2 separate regions of the Homo sapiens genome follow, and region 2 is linked to region 1. A link is a contact called in ENCODE Hi-C or POLR2A ChIA-PET data. All regions are on one chromosome and are shown on one strand. The core of a region is the stretch at or near the end of the contact, and the rest is flanking DNA. Distances in the headings are between cores, read along the strand shown.

Region 1 (2,918 bases), core at 225-2,724:
CCGGGTCCCTGACTGGTAGAAAGATCTTTGCTCTATGTTGTACCCCTGATCTATCTTTGTAGCCCTCAATCCCTTGGGACAGCCAGGTCAGGGACCAGATGTCCAGGAACTCAGGCCAGAGCCCACTCCCAATCTCCTTGGAGAACACCACAGAAGAAGTGGGGACCCTCCCCCAGGCCCCCCAAACACACCCACCGGGTACTCCATCCTCAGGGAATTGGGCACCAGGGGCCTACACATTGTGTCTTTTTCTCCTTCAGCTTCGGGGCTTGATGGAGGTAAGACAGTCAGCCAGAGAGGCTCATCCCCACACAGGCCCCCGGTGACCAGGTAACTAGGTAACCAGACAAGTATACAATTAGACAACTAGGCAACCAGATAACCAGACGACAGGCAACCAAACAACTAGATAACCAGGCAACCAGGCAAGCCGACAAGTAGGCAGCATTCTCTGAGGGGGACATCCGCTGGCTCTGCTGGTCAACCTTCCCTCTATCTTTTCCTGGCAGCAGATTTTCCCTTAGGGAGCTTGTCCTCCTTCCCTACTCAGGGGAGGCACCTGTGACCTCTGCCTAAGCCAGTCAGCCAGTCAGGCTTACCCAAAGCTGATTCTGGAACTTGACTAACCTAGAAGAGGCTGTTTCTTGCTGGACCTGCAGAGAGGAAGTGAGGTCTGAAGCTGTGCCACCCTTTTAAATCTAAGACAGGAGCCAACCTGAAAGAGGCAAGGCTGGGAGATGGGGAGACATCATTTGAGCCTTGATTGAACCATTCCTGAAGCTGCTGCCTTGGCGCCTTTAAGTTTTATGAACCAGTGAATTCTCTTTTTGCTGAAGCCACTTCACGCAGTGTTCCTTTCTTTGCAAAAGGAAGAACCCTGGCTGGGATGAGAGTCCCTGAAACTTTGCTCCACTGACCTGCTGCTAGGAGTGAGGCCCCTCCCTGCTTGTGATAGTCTTCCTGGAGCACCACCCAGGGCATTGGTCAGGAGGCTTGGGCTCAAATCTGGGACTGCTTTTAATGAGTTGTGTCAATGGACATGTCCCTTCAGCTCTCGGGGCCTTGGGCTTCTCACAAATAGCCATGCCTTTCTGCCCTACTTTAGCTGTGAATGGGGCTGAATGTTAGTACCATTTCCTGGGAGCCGTTGGTGTGGTATGGAGGTCAGGAACATGGCTGACTCAAATCTGGCTTTCAGAGTCTGATAACCAATTGCTCCAGGGTGTGTAGCCAGGGCTTTCCTGCTGCTCTCTTCTTCATTTGGGGAAGTCTCTGGCTCCCAGCCAGGGTCAGAGCCCAATGCTGTGGCAGCTAAGCCTTCTTCTCCATTCCTGGCTTGCTCACGGGAGGCACCTGTGACCTCCACCTAAGCCAATCAGCCAGTTAGGCTTACCCAAAACTAATTCTGGAACTTGACTAACCTAGAAAAGGCTGTTTCTTGCTGGACCTGCAGAGAGGAAGTGAGGTCTGGAGCTGCGCCACCCTTTCAAATCTGGGACAGGAGCCAACCTGAAAGAGGCAAGGCTGGGAGATGGAGAGACATTATTTGAGCCTCGATCGAACCATTCCTGAAGCTGCTGCCTTGGAGCCTTTAAGTTTTATGAACCAATGAATTCCCTTTTTGCTTAAGCCAGTTCTTTATTTCTTTGGGCCCTATCTCTGCCTCAAATCAGTGTACAGGAGGCTTCAGCACATCATTTTAACAATGATTTTATCAGGAAATTCCCATCTGTGCTCATAACTCAGCCTTTAATTGGTGGAAATTACCGGTCCCATATGCTTAGAGCTGTGGTTTTCAAAATGTGAGCTCCAGACCAACAGAACCAGCAATTACTTGGGAACTGGTTAGAAATGCAAATTTTCGGGCCGCATTCTATACCTGCTGAATCAGAAACTCTCGGGGTGCCCCCAGCAATGTGTGGTTTAAGAAGTCTGCCGGGTGATTCTGATTCTCACTCAAGTGTGCGAACCACCTGCTTGGAGCTTTTGCTGGTTCAAAAGGTGCACATAGAGGATGATCTGGCACTGCCTGGATCTCCTTTGGCTGCAGATGGGCTGTTCCCCAGCAGCAGCGAATGAGTATTTGCTGCTAACGGCTTCCAGCTGTTCCTTCTCCCTGCACTAAATCTGCCTTCCACGGGCCATGGCCAGTGCCTGATGGGCATGGGGGTATACCAGGCTGGTCTCTTTGTCCAGTGGACCAGAGAGGGACACTCCAATGTGAATTACTTTCTAGCCCCTCTGTGAATTAGGCCAGAGCTAGACTTTAAATGCTCAAGTCACTGCTTCTTCCAAACGCCTAGCTGTTTTTGGGACCACAGGTGTGAGTTACCGTACAACACCCTGGTGAAAAAAAAAGTCACTTGGCTTTGCAAAATTAAAATAAGCGTGCTTGATTGCTTGATTATCCTCCTCTGCAGGCTGGTTTTAAAGTCAACCAGGAGAGCCTCTGACTGTCATCTGGTTTGCAGGTCCTGGTGGCCATCAGCTGTGATTGGGTCATTCTCCTCTTTGTATCAAAGAATCAACACTTCCACCCCTTGGCCCAGACCTCACAGGGACATGTTTCATGGTAGCCTAAGAGATACAAAAAACTTGTCAACTGCTTTCTTCCTCTGACTGCCCTTCCTGAGAAGGGAGAAGGGAAAAATATTTACTTTTTGTTCTCAATTATCAAAGAGAAAGGCAAGATGCCAGTTACTTTCCCAGTTAATTTCTGAGGGGTAACAGAAAGTTTGGCGAGTGTGTTTGTGTGACTGTGTGTTTGTGTGTGTGGCTGTATGTTGGGTGTTGGGGTGTGTTTGCTTGTTTGTATGTGTTTGTGTGTCTGAGTGTGTGCAGATGGATGTGGAAGTGTGTTTGTGTGTTTGTGTGTGTGTAGATGGATGTGGAAGTGTGTGTGTCTGTGTGTGTGCAGA
Region 2 (2,918 bases), core at 246-2,745, 270 kb before region 1:
CATGTGGCTAGTAGCCATTGTATTGGATAGGACAGCTGTCAAATGTCTCTCGTTTTGGGTTTGCTTACTGTTTCCCTATGATTAGTTTCAGATCATGAGCTTTTGATAGGAATACCATAAGCATGTTGTTGTGTTCTTCTTTGTCTAAATCTTTATAAAAGCTGTTGATAGGTGGCAGGGAACCACCTAGTCAGGCAGTGGGATTGTTTGAATGCTCTTTGAGGTCCAGCAAAGACAGGAGTGATAGCTGCACTTGGAAGCCCGCTCCTACACTTTCAATGTTCTTCCTGAAAGAATTAGATATGAAGCTGCTAGAGCTGCTCCGGTGGGGAGCAGGCAGGATTGATTCTTGAACTAATCAACATTTATGCCCTCTTGGCTAAACTAGGCAGAGCTGGTTTTATTACAGTTCAGGTGTGATTAAGCATACTTTGTAAATGCTGAAGGTTGTGAAATATTCACAGGGATATAAAGTACAGTAATAAAACCTCACTTGAGGCTGGGCGTAGTGGCTCACGCCTGTAATCCCAGCACTTTGGGAGGCCGAGGTGGGAGGATCACCTGAGGTCAGGAGTTTGAGACCAGCCTGGCCAACATGGTGAAACTCCGTCTCTACTAAAAATACAAAAATTAGCCGGGCGCAGTGGCATGTGCCTGTAATCTCAGCTACTTGGGAGGCTGAGGCAGGAGAATTGCTTGAACCCAGGAGGTGGAGGTTGCAGTGAGCCGAGATCGCGCCATTGTACTCCAGCCTGGGCGACAGAGCATGACTCTGTCTCAAAAAAAAAAAAAAAAAAAAAGAATAGAAGACCCTGTGCCTGGAAGATCGTAGGTGCTCAGTAAGTGCTGGCCTCTGCCCCAGAAGGGGAAGGGCGAGGCAGATGGCAGGAACTGCGGGAGGTACCTGTCCCAGGCCCTTGGGCGTAAGAGGCCTCTCCCACGCAGCACCCAACCCATACCCAGCCTGCCCGCCAGCCAACCTTGGCGTCCCTGCCTTGCGCCTACCTACCCAGCAGTCCCCCGCCCGCTCCCACTCCCACAGGCCCAGCGTGCACGTCTCCAGGATAGGCATCCTTGCCCCTGTGACTTCAGCGGCACCCAACGTTTATTGGGCACTAACTGTATGCCAGGCCATGGGGGTGCCGGAGAGAACGACACGAAGACCCTCACCCCTCAAAGTTCCCAGGGGGAGGAGGGGCTGCTTCACTTGGGAAGCGTGGGGATGGAATTCTCAGCCCCCCGATGACTCCGAGGCCGGCCACCTGCCTGGTTTCTGGCCGGACACCGGACTTCCCCTGGAAGTTGCTCGAGACTGCGCGCCCCCAGCAAAAAATCAGGTCGGTTCTCCGAGCCCAGTCTAGCGCTTCCCGACCCGCAAACCAAGGCCCAGTGACCGTCCCCGCTGCGCAGCCGCCTGCGTCGCCAGCCAACCACGCGCGGCCGAGTAGCCCCGCCCCTCCACATGGCCAATGGCCGCGCGCTCTGCCCGCCCCGCCTCCTCGCTGCGGGAAGGGTCCTGGGCCCCGGGCGGCGGTCGCCAGGTCTCAGGGCCGGGGGTACCCGAGGTAAGATCGCTTCCCGGGCGTTGGGTCCTTTCGGCTCAGCACGCACGGACGCCTTTAGGGAAGGTGGCTGCAGCGGCAGGACGGAGTCCGCCGGGACGCCCTGGGTCTGGGGTGCGCGGGGGGCCCAGGAGGGGACAGGACGCGCGGGGATCCGGAAGAGCGGGCCCTGTCGCAAGAGTTTCGGGAACACTGAGGGCTCCAGGCGCCGCATCCAGCATCCGGGGAAAAGGGGGTAGGTGGCGCTGGGCGTCTGCTCAGGCTGGGGGAAAGGTAGGGCCAGAAGGGGACGGGCAGCGGCCGCTGACCTCCTCCTGCCGCCCGCGGGCCCAGGGTGACGCTAAGGTGGGGCCGAGCCTCGACCGGGTGCGCCTAGAGGTCGAGTGCTGCCGCCCTCCGCTGGGTCTGGACAGTTCTCGGCGGCGACACCAGCTCAAAACGGCCTCCCCGCCCTCCGCGGACCTGGGTCGCGCCCAGGAATCCGATCCAAGGCTGTGAGGCCTGTCCCTTTGGGAAGGGTGGGTGTTTATTTCCGGGATGCACTCAGAGCCTCTGGACAGTCAGGTCGGAAACTTTGCTGTATTGGGAACACTCTGTCACCTACTTCCTTCTCAGTTGGGAAGGAAGTGCCAAGAAAACATGAAACAAACCAAAAACACGAAAAAGGGATTCTCTGTATGGAAGCCGTGAAGCCTCAAAAATATCTAGGAGGACAGCCAGCGACCTGGGACCTGTGGCAGCCATGTGAAAGCAGGGTTAATGTCTGGACTAAATGTTGCTTCCACCTAAGTGCACCCTCAGCCTCCCTCCCGCCAAGTGACCTTGGGTCCTCTTTGGGCTTGAAGGCAGGTGGCTGTGTGGGTCTCGCTGCAGGGGTCTCTGTGCCCTGCAAGGTGTATGACCAGTTGCAGTGAGGCAGCAGGTTTTGGGTTCAAATCCTGTGCTAGCCTCTGGCCAGCTGTGCACCTTGGCAACACTTTCCCTGTCACGGGATTGGGGAAGGATTAACTGAAAGAACCTTAGGATGTGCCTGTCTACAATGGGCCCTCCATAAATGTGAACAAATGTGGGCTTCCTTTCCTTTTGTTTGGGCCACATCATCCCTTCCCCTCCATCTGTGGCTGAAGCTGGAATGCAGAAGAGTGCCTCATCTGACTGCCTTCTGGTACCTGGCTGATGCCATGAGAAAGGAAGGAGAAAGGGGTCTTTTTTTTTTTGAAATGGAGTCTCACTCTCTTGCCCAGGCTGGAGCGCAGTGGTCCAATCTTGGCTCACTGCAACCTCTGCCTCCTGGGTCTAGAGATTCTCCTGCCTCAGCCTCCTGAGTAGCTGGGACTACAGGTGTGTGCCACCATG

What was found. A loop is a pair of places that touch in the nucleus more often than their neighbours do. ChIA-PET counts read pairs that join two places held with the same protein, here RNA polymerase II (POLR2A). Pooled maps may share reads with other maps.
Region 2: a loop to region 1 is called in a pooled map, with 2.1 times the contacts of the local background. The contact joins the promoter of MAVS here to the enhancer-like site in region 1. A Hi-C loop is called at or near these places in 1 of 50 pooled maps. POLR2A ChIA-PET finds 5 or more read pairs at or near these places in 4 of 52 experiments (A673, H1, OCI-LY7 and 1 more).

Annotation. Positions count from the first base shown.
Region 1 is chr20:4,111,262-4,114,179 of GRCh38, forward strand. No RefSeq gene overlaps it. Among named protein-coding and RNA genes, the nearest start is that of SMOX, 36 kb to the right of the region's middle. Within about 2 kb of position 1,475, at least 5 of the 41 ENCODE cell types and tissues checked have a DNase peak (open chromatin) inside an H3K27ac peak, as active enhancers do.
Region 2 is chr20:3,845,339-3,848,256 of GRCh38, forward strand. MAVS (mitochondrial antiviral signaling protein) reads left to right here and starts at 1,496. Exons shown (of 7, transcript NM_020746.5): 1 at 1,496-1,565. RefSeq lists silencers at 913-962, 1,393-1,772.